Regions from separate parts of the Homo sapiens genome. Here region 2 is linked to region 1. A link is a contact called in ENCODE Hi-C data. All regions are on one chromosome and are shown on one strand. Each heading gives the region's core, a stretch centred on a gene start or an enhancer-like site at or near the end of the contact. The rest is flanking DNA. Distances are from core to core; before and after follow the strand shown. Region 1 holds the start of FHOD1 (formin homology 2 domain containing 1). Region 2 holds the start of SMPD3 (sphingomyelin phosphodiesterase 3).

The links. A loop is a pair of places that touch in the nucleus more often than their neighbours do. Pooled maps may share reads with other maps.
Region 2: a loop to region 1 is called in a pooled map, with 11 times the contacts of the local background. The contact joins the promoter of SMPD3 here to the promoter of FHOD1 in region 1. A Hi-C loop is called at or near these places in 5 of 50 pooled maps.

The regions. Positions count from the first base shown.
Region 1 is chr16:67,244,578-67,248,980 of GRCh38, reverse strand. FHOD1 (formin homology 2 domain containing 1) reads left to right here and starts at 1,500. Exons shown (of 22, transcript NM_013241.3): 1 at 1,500-1,771. The coding sequence starts at 1,571. It overlaps SLC9A5 (solute carrier family 9 member A5), which reads right to left and starts at 2. Exons shown (of 16, transcript NM_004594.3): 1 at 1-2. RefSeq lists silencers at 1-50, 351-440, 461-550, 1,193-1,562, 2,463-2,562 and enhancers at 1-265, 2,666-3,325, 4,098-4,147, 4,258-4,307.
Region 2 is chr16:68,445,208-68,449,855 of GRCh38, reverse strand. It overlaps SMPD3 (sphingomyelin phosphodiesterase 3), which reads left to right and starts at 1,348. Exons shown (of 9, transcript NM_018667.4): 1 at 1,348-1,503. It overlaps LOC124903705 (a long non-coding RNA gene), which reads right to left and starts at 1,016. Exons shown (of 2, transcript XR_007065097.1): 1 at 790-1,016; 2 at 1-691. RefSeq lists an enhancer at 981-1,030 and a silencer at 1,131-1,650.

The DNA of each region.
Region 1 (4,403 bases), core at 251-2,750:
ACGGCCGCCGGCCCCGCGTCGCCGCCGCCACCTACCGGGCGCCCCCGCGTCACAGGCACGTGGGGCCCGCTCCCCCCAATCCCGGCTCCGATACCCCCAAGCCAGGTCCAGGCTCCGAGACCCTGCCTCGGACTCTCGTAGTCGGGGACTCTCTCCTCTTTCCTCCCTAAATCAGTCCCAGCTCCGGAAATTCCCCAGTGCAGCTCTCCCCCAAGTTCCACAACCTACTCCTTCGAGTCCGCGCCCCCAAACCTCCCCAAAACCGCCCCCACCAGATCCAGAGCGGTGCGCGGCCACGGCCCCCCTGGGGCAGCCCGCAGCGGGAAGGGCGGGGGTCTGCGGGGGGCGCGGTCAGGACGGGAGGGGCACGGCTCCTCCTCGGCCAGCGCTGCTGTGCGGCGAGCAGCACCCCCCTGGGACCAAGGCGCGGCCGGGTGCAAAACGCAGGGGACCGTGCTTGGCCGCCCTCCGCCCACGTTGCCAAGCCCAGGACCCCCTGCCGGCCCCCACCCGGACCTGAGCTGCGCACGCGCACTGGACGCTCCCCAAAGCAGTGACGGACAACGCTGCCCCCAACGTCCCAGAAACCCTAAGGCCCAGACTGGCCCAGCTCGTGCCAGGCGAAGAGGGAGGCTGTTCTTCATCTCCCAAACCAAGGGGCACCTGGCCCTCCCTTTCAGTCACACTACAGAGAACTGTCTCATCTCTTTGATGAAGCTGACAGGAACCTATGGAAAACCCAGCCTACTGATTCCCTTCAAACTAGGCGAGATGCACCCAACTTTTTCCAAATCTGAGGGGCATTCGGCTCATAGCGCCCCAAACAGAGGAGGACCGTCTCCACTTTTCATTCAGGCTGAGGGGCACCCATCCCACTTTTTCTCCAAAACTGAGGGGAACGTGTTCTATCTGCCCCCTCAAACTGACTCCTCCCAATCTTTTCCCAGAAAACTGAAGGGCATCCTTCCCTCTTCCTCCCACAACTAAAGGGAACTGATCCCACCTCTTCCTTCAAACTGGGTGGAATTTATTCTCACTTCTTGCTCCAAATTGAAGGGACCCCCTCTCACTGCTTTCCCTAAATGAGGAAACCACAGGGACTCACCCCTCAAATGGAAGGAATGAGGGCTATCTTGTCCCTCAACTGAGAGAGACCTGGCCGGCCACTATCTAAAGAAACTTCTGCCCCATCTGCCCTAACACCCCTCAAAGAGAACGCAGCCTCACTATCCCCAGACCAAAGAAAGCCTCCCCGCCTTCTGCGCGTTCTCGAAGGTGGGGCGCGAGCTCGGTTTTTCCCGCCCTCCTAGCCAGTGAACTAACGGGATTCCCATTGGGCCCTGTGAGTGGCTAGCGGCGGCCCCGCCTCCGGCAGTGGTTACCTCCTGGCGCGCACTCGGGGACTAATCTTGGCTCCACCCCCTTCCTCGGCCCCGCCTCCGTCTGGCCCCGCCCCTCCAGCCGCGTCCGGTCCGGCCGGGCCCGAACCGCGGAGCTACAGTGTGCTTTGAGTAGAAGCTGCACTGGGGCCGGGACTCGGAGGCGCGCTGCGTGAGCCGGCCGCAGAGCCATGGCGGGCGGGGAAGACCGCGGGGACGGAGAGCCGGTATCAGTGGTGACCGTGAGGGTGCAGTACCTGGAAGACACCGACCCCTTCGCATGTGCCAACTTTCCGGAGCCGCGCCGGGCCCCCACCTGCAGCCTGGACGGGGCGCTGCCCTTGGGCGCGCAGATACCCGCGGTGCACCGCCTGCTGGGAGCGCCGCTCAAGGTGAGGGAGGCCGGAGAAAGGTTGGGGCGATCGGGGGTTCAGGGTGGGCGCCATGAAAACTGGTGGGAGGTGCTCCGCGGGAAGAGGCTGGAGCGAGTGTTCTTCTCCGGAAAAGTCTTGGGCTGGGGTCCCAGGGTCCACTCTGCCCCGCCTGCGGGGGAGTCCCCTCTCAAGTTGAGGGGAAACTGAAGAGGGGTGCCAGGAACTTGGCTCCGCCATTCTGACTGCCCTTCGAATTAGGCGCACCTGGGGAGGTGCTCGAGTTCCACTCGCCGTCGGTCTGCCAGGGTGGCTTCCCTGGTCAGAGTGACGGTAGCCGCTTGGGCTGTAGCGGACCCTGGAGGCGGAGCTGGGGAGGGACCAGCTTCCACCTGCTTCAGGTGAGGTGGGGGCGGGACCACGAGGAGGGGCGGGCCCGAGGCGGACTACTAGAGGTGGCAGAGGTTTCCTGCGGTGTCAGGAAGCTGGATTGGGGCTTGACCCTGTAGGTCAATGGGAGTATGGGAGTGCCGGCCGAGGAGAGACTTCACGGGGTGAGGGGAGTCCCCGCGAAGCGGTCTGGCCCGGGATCCGCAGAGCGCAGGAGGCTGCACGGGTGTAAAAGCCCTTTGAGTCACCGCTCCCGCCCCCACCCCCGGACACTCGCCGCCCATCGGCCCGCGCCTGAAAGTGAGAGGGAGGGCCGGACTAATTTTAAACAGCCGGCCTGCCCTACTTTGCTGCCGCCCCGAAGCGGACTTGTGCACAGTGCGGAAAGAGGCCCTTTTCCAGATGGCCAGCCTACCTCCTCTCCCCTCCCTCTCGCCGCCGTCAGCCCCCCGCAGGCAGCCCTTTCCGGCGCGCTGTTTCCGGGCCAGGACTCTGGGAGGCGCACTACCACCTCCACAAGCTCCCCACCAGCCCGGCCGCCTCCAGTGCTGGAGAAGAGGAGAGAGAGTCGGGGTGGGTGCCCTCCCCTGCTCCCAGCCTCAGCTGGGCGGCGAGTTGCGTAAACTTGCCCCTTGGGCCTGGGGTCTTCCCTGGAATGTGCCCCGGGCCCCCAGCCCGCATTCCTCGCGCTGCGGCCAGCCCCGCCTCTGAGCGCTGGCGGGAGGGGTGGTGAGACTATTGGCCTGGAGAGTGGCACGTGTCCAGGCCAGAACCCCGGCTTCAAGGCCATGGCTGGAAGGATGCAGGACACTGCTCACCGCCAGTTTTGACTCAGCCCCCGCTTCTCTTGCCCTATTCAGAGGGGCAAATTGAGGTGTGCCTGGAAGAAGCGTGTGCAGCTGGAGGCCACCTCCCATTCAGGATGGGGGCTGGGAAGACAGGAGTGCTGAACTAAGACTGGTTCCCGCTTCCAGGCTCCTAAAGTCCGGATCCTGAAATAAGGGTGGGGCACTAGAGAATATATTGTATTCCTCTCATCCTGCAACTCAAGGATTGGACCTAGCCCTGACACCACCCCCCCGATTTTTTTTTTTTTAAGACGGATTCTGGCTCTGTCTCCCAGGCTGGAGTACAGTGGGGCTATCTTGGCTCACTGCAACCTCCACCTCCCGGGTTCTAGCAATTCTCGTGCCTCAGCCTTCCAAATAGCTGGGATTACAGGTGTGCGCCACCATACTCAGGTAATTTTTGTATTTTTAGTAGGGACAGGGTTTCTCCGTGTTGGCCAGCCTGGTCTCAAACTCCTGACCTCAGGTGATCTGCCTGCCTAAGCCTCCCAAAGTGCTGGGATTAAGGCTTGAGCCACCATGCCCAGCCCCTTGACACACCTCTTCCCAGCTGGGGGCAAGCCTGGGAAGTCAGCTGCAAGAAAGAGGCTCAGAACCACTCCTTCTATCTCCCTCTCATGGGACCCGTGTCCCCACCCAACCCTACCAGGTGCTCTGCCCTGTGTTCCCTGCTCCTTAGCTGAGGACACTACTGAGCTCCGGTGAAGAATATAAGTTCCTCATCCCCAATGCAGTCCTTCCTGGTCTCCCCGATTTCATGTTCTCCCACCTGGAGTACCTGAGGACTGCCTTCCCTCCCCCACAGGGATATGGAGGTGGCACACTAGGTTACCACAATGCCAGAAGCCAGGATTCCCTGGGGCTAGCAACTCTGCCAGGAATGGTCAGATGCACTGTGATGTGCTCAACCCAAATATAAACTATGACCACAGCCCCAGAATAGAAGGCTGGAGGAAGAGGGGCTGAGAATAGGGCAGAGACAGGGACATCAGAGAGCTGAGCAAGGGGGAGCAGGGCCCCTCCTTGCAGGAAATGTCAACAGCTGGTTCCTCCCGTAGTCCTATAAGTGGGTGCCCCAGAGTCACAGACATGACTCAGGCCTGTCTTGCTGGCCCTCTAGAGGGAAGAGGTGGCCCAGAAACCAGGGCATCCCTGTCCCAAGCTGTAGGGCAGAAATAAGAGGAAGGGGTTCTTTACTCATTGCTTCGTCCTATGTACAGTTGTCCAGCAGAGGACAGGACACAGCCAAGTGGCCTCTGTCCTCCTCTGGGTACTGGCCCCGGGTACTGGCCCTGATCATCCCAGCAGATGACCCCCCTCCCTGGGGATGTACAGAGGCCAGCCTGCTTTCTCCCTGGGACTCCACCCACACACCCCATTGGGCCGAGCCTAGCCCCTAGAGTTCCCCTGGGGGC
Region 2 (4,648 bases), core at 99-2,598, 1.2 Mb before region 1:
CCCAGCTAATTTTTGTATTTTTAGTAGAGACTGGGTTTCACCATTTTGGTCAGACTTGTCTCGAACTCCTGACCTAGTGATCCACCTGCCTCGGCCTCCCAAAGTTCTGGGATTACAGGCGTGAGCCACCACGCCCGGCCCAATTCATTTTCAATTCAACAAATATCTATATTTATATCTCAATAGCTAGTGAGTGCCTACTACGTGCCAGATACTAGACACTGGACTGTAAGTATGAATAATATAGACATGGCCCCTCCCCTGTGGATCTTATAATGAGGAAGACGAGCACATAAACATGCAAGTAGAACAGGGGAAGTAGAGGGTGCTGCTCAAACACAGGGTGGGGCACTCAACAGACAGCCCAGCATCTAGATGTCTTCACAAAACAGGCAATGTCTAGGCTGGGGCTTGCCGACGAGTTAGCTGAGGGCAGGGTGGAGAGGCCCAAGGGAGTAGGAGGCTTCCCAGCTTCCAAAGAAGTTAAGAGTGTTGCAAAAAAGTGGAGTCCAGATCTTGAAGGGGAGAGTGGGCTTAGGTCCGGGGGCATGTGAAGCGCCCTCCGTCTGCTGCGCTGGGGGAGATGCTGCGGTATCCTGGAGTGGTGTGAAGGAGGCCAGGACCTGCGATGGGAAGACGGAGACGGGAAGGCCCTGGTGGCCCAAGGGATGACCAAAAGTGAAGCGCTCCTCTATGACAAGATTGAGACAAAAATAAAGGAATAAAGTTCTGAATGCGGTGGGAGAGTCTCCTCCGTCCTCCCTCACCTTTGCTGGGCAGGAACCAAACCTGCTTGCCCTCGGTTTGCCCCATCACCGACGGGTGTGGTCGGGGGCACAGCTCTTCGCCCTTCTTCTCAGATAGGAAAACTGAGGCCCAGGGTCCTGAGGCAGAAATCAAGGTTTTCTCCTCGAAATGGCCTCCCAAGAGGCTGCCCGGGGTCTCACACGATCCTTCGAGGGTCCTGCGGCCTGCCCCACGCCTCCGCCAGCCATCCTCGGCTGGTCGTCTTTGCTATGGAAACGGTCCTCCCGCCCTGCTCCGCGCCTCCGTGTCTTCAGTGCACTCTGGGAAATGCAGTCCCGCTCTGTTTGCCTACCCGCGGCGTGAGCCCACTCCGCGTCCTTAAAGAACTATAAGTCCCAGAAGGCTGTGCGAAACTCCGCCGGTCTCTGGGGGATGTGGTCTTGAAGGAGAGACCCAGGAACCTGCGGGCGGGGCCGGAGGGAGAGGGGAGGACGCCCCCAATGGGCAGACTCCTGGGCGGGGTCCGGGTCACCATTGGCTCCGGCGGCGCGAGGGAGGCGGGGTCAGAGGAATGAAGCGCGGAGCTGTTCGCCGCTCCAGGTGCTGAGTCTGAGGGAGGCTCCGGACCCGAGAGCCGCGAGAGCCGCCGCCGCTGCGGCCGCCGCCAGATCTGCGGCCGGGAGCCCGGGCTGTGAGGAGCCGGGAGGAGCGGGGTGCGCTGCCGGGCGCTGACCGCCCTCCCGCCCGCCGTCAGAGGTCAGTGCTGCTGAATTCGCTTTTGTTTTCTTGGGGAGCGGGCGAACCGAGGCGTGAGGGGCTGGGGAGTTGACGGGACGTGTTCTCGTTGCTCTCAGGACCGCGGGTCCCGGACAGCCGCCGACTGACTAGGGGCCTCCCGTGGCCGGGCGCCGGAGGTCGGAGCAGCTTGGGTTAGTTTTCGTTTTATCATGGAGAAGGCTCTTGGGTATGAGGGGCGAGGGCTGGGGGTCACCCCCACCCCCCATCTCTCCTGGGAGAGCGAGGAGGCTTGGACCCTCCCTCCCGCTGTGCCTGGCGACGGGGCTGCTCGGATTACTCAGGACGGGAGGATGAGGTGTTGTGGGATGAAGGGACTCGAGGCAGGGGGACCCCTCCCCGCAACACTTCGGCTGCTCGAGGTTACAAAGGAGTCTGGTGGTGATGGATGAGATCGCGGACCGCTCCCCTAGCCCAGACCCTCCCAGGGGTATTCAGGAAGGGCTGCTTGGGATGCAGGGAAGACCCTTGCCCAGGCCCCTTCCTCCACACTCGCCCCCCTCCCTATTCCCCCCTCCTCCCTTGGCCCTAGGGTTTTGTAAAGAGGAGGATCGAGGATGTGGAAGAGACAGAGGACTCTTACCCCTCCCACTTGGACCCTCCTAGGTTACTGGTGAAGGGTGGAATTGGAATGTGGCAGGGAAACGCTGGGAGACCCCTCCCCATCCTTCTCGGAGTCGCGGGTGGAGGAAAGCACTGACACTCGGAATCCCCCGCGCTCGGGCCCGCGCCGAGGGTTGGGTGGCCTGGGTGTGAGAGGTAGTGTAGGGGGATGTACGAGGACAGGAGGGACCCCTCCCCACCTCTCCCCACCTGGGCCTTATCTCCCAGGCCCTCCCTACCTGGATCCAGGCCTGGGGCTCTAAGTCGAGACGACCCGCCCTAGCCCACCACGCCCCGGGGACCGAGCCTCTGGCACCGCAGCTGGGGGCCAATCCCAGATGGGCATGTACAGAGCGGGACGGGGCGGGTCTCCCCTCAAGCACTCAAGAGCTCCAGGTAGACGCTACCCCCAACCTCGTGCCCGCGAATCTTTGGGGGCTGCTCCGCTCCGATGCAGGGCGCACCCCAAACCGAGGCTCGGGGACCTGCTTCCAGGACGCGCGGTGGCTGTTCCAAGGCATGGGGCTTTCGCGCTCGGCCCAGGCATCCTCGAGAGGACAAAGCGGCGGTCGCCGCACTGGCAGGCCTGCGCCGCGGGCTGGGCGGGGGGCGCGGCCGCGGAGGGGGGGCTTCGGGCGCGGCGCGGGCAGCTTCCACGGAAACGTGCCAGGAGCGGGGCGGGAGACAAAGCGCACCGGCTTCTAGCGGGCCCGCGCGAGCCGGGATGGAAAATCCCGAGGGAGGAGGCGGCTGAGCCAGGGCAGGGCACTATGCCCCCACATCTTTCCCTTTTCCCATACCCCCTACCCTAAGGCCAGCCAGGCACCCAGGATTCTGTGCACGCGATGGTGACCAGGGCCCCTTCGGGGGCCGAGAGTGGGGGTGTTCAGGACCTGTGACCACTAGGACAGGGACAGGTGGGGGCTCCACCTTGAGCAAGGGGCCTGGAGTTCACAGGGCGTGAGTGGGCCAGGGTCCAGAGGGACATCCTGACTGGACCCTCCCACGCCCCATCAGCCATGTTAGGTCAAATTTGGTTCTGGGGAGGGGATGTGTTTAAGTGTGTGAGGGTTTGCATGGATGATGGTGTGGGTCAGAGTGTGGGTGTGAATGTGTGTGACTAGATGAATGTACCCATGTGTGTTTCAGTCTTCATGTGTGTGGCACGGCCAGAGCTTGCGCTTCGGGCTGTGTGTGTGTGTGTGTGTGTGTGTGTGTGTGTGTGTAGATGAACCACTTACTCATTTACTGATGGGCTTGGATGTTGTGGGGGTGGGGAGCAGGGTAGTCACATCTTTAACTCTCAAGCCACAGCAATGACCTAGGGTCCGAGTGGATGCCCTCAGGGTGAAGGTAGCTTCAGGTTGCTTTGTGCCTAGCCTGCCTGGCCTGCGAAAGGCCCAGTAAGTGGGGAATTCACAACTATGTGGAGCCTTCTTCAGCCCTTCTGAGGTCTCAGGTCTGACCCTGACATACTCACCAGTGCCCTGCCCTTCCCATTTTATCAGAAGCTTTATCCTACTGTAATAGGCTGCTCCAAAGACCAGAATTCTGCCCCCTCACCACCACCATGTGTTTCCAAGTGAGGCTTGGCAGGGGACTCATCAACAGAGTCACTTATGATGTGGGTGCAGGACTACGTTGCAAGGCAACTTTTGTCACTTTGGCCTCCATGTCTGGAAGGGCATGGCGCTGACGTTGCTGGTCAGTCACAGGCAGTGTCTCAGAAATACTAGGTGTCTCAGAAATACTGTTTCCTCAGAGAGGAAACAAGGGTAACACAGACATACACTACAAGGTGATACCCCTAGAGGATAAGCATGCCCCTCCCAGACCTGCCCTCCCCAATAAGTGACCCTGATTTCACAGCACTTGCATAGCAAAGGTACTGTGCAGCTTTGAGATAATCTTCACAGAGATCTACTTCCCATAGGATGAGAGACCAGATGATGGCCAGGAGAACAACAGAAAGAGCAAGTACTACACAATGTAGCCACCATCTATCTAGCCCAGGCTGCCTGATCCAGTTCCCACAAGTATCCACTCCCAGTGTCCACAGCGACCTCTGCTGGAAAGAGGTTAAACCAGTCACAATTTGGCAACTAACACTCCCCCATGGTGTAGAGGCTCAGAGTGAGTGTGAGCATTGTCAGGTAAAATCACAAATCTTTCTATTGGGGGGCTCCCTCCTACCTTCAGAGTGTTGAGTTGATGTTCTTGTCTGAAGTTCTTTCAAGCTAGTTCAAGCCATGGAATTGCTGCTGTCTTCACCTCTATGGAAATGTTTAAAGAGGGCTTGAAGGTCTTTGTTCAAGTTTCTGACCAGTGGAAGGTGGGCATCAAACCCATTTATAAGGACAATGCATGGAAAACACTTATCAAGGCCAAAGAGATTTAGGCATCTCCTGTCTCTACCTCTACCTCTACTACTCTTTTCTCCTCTTTCCCTGTTCCACATTTATCCTCTTCTTTCTGTCATTATTAAATTAGTCAATAACATTTT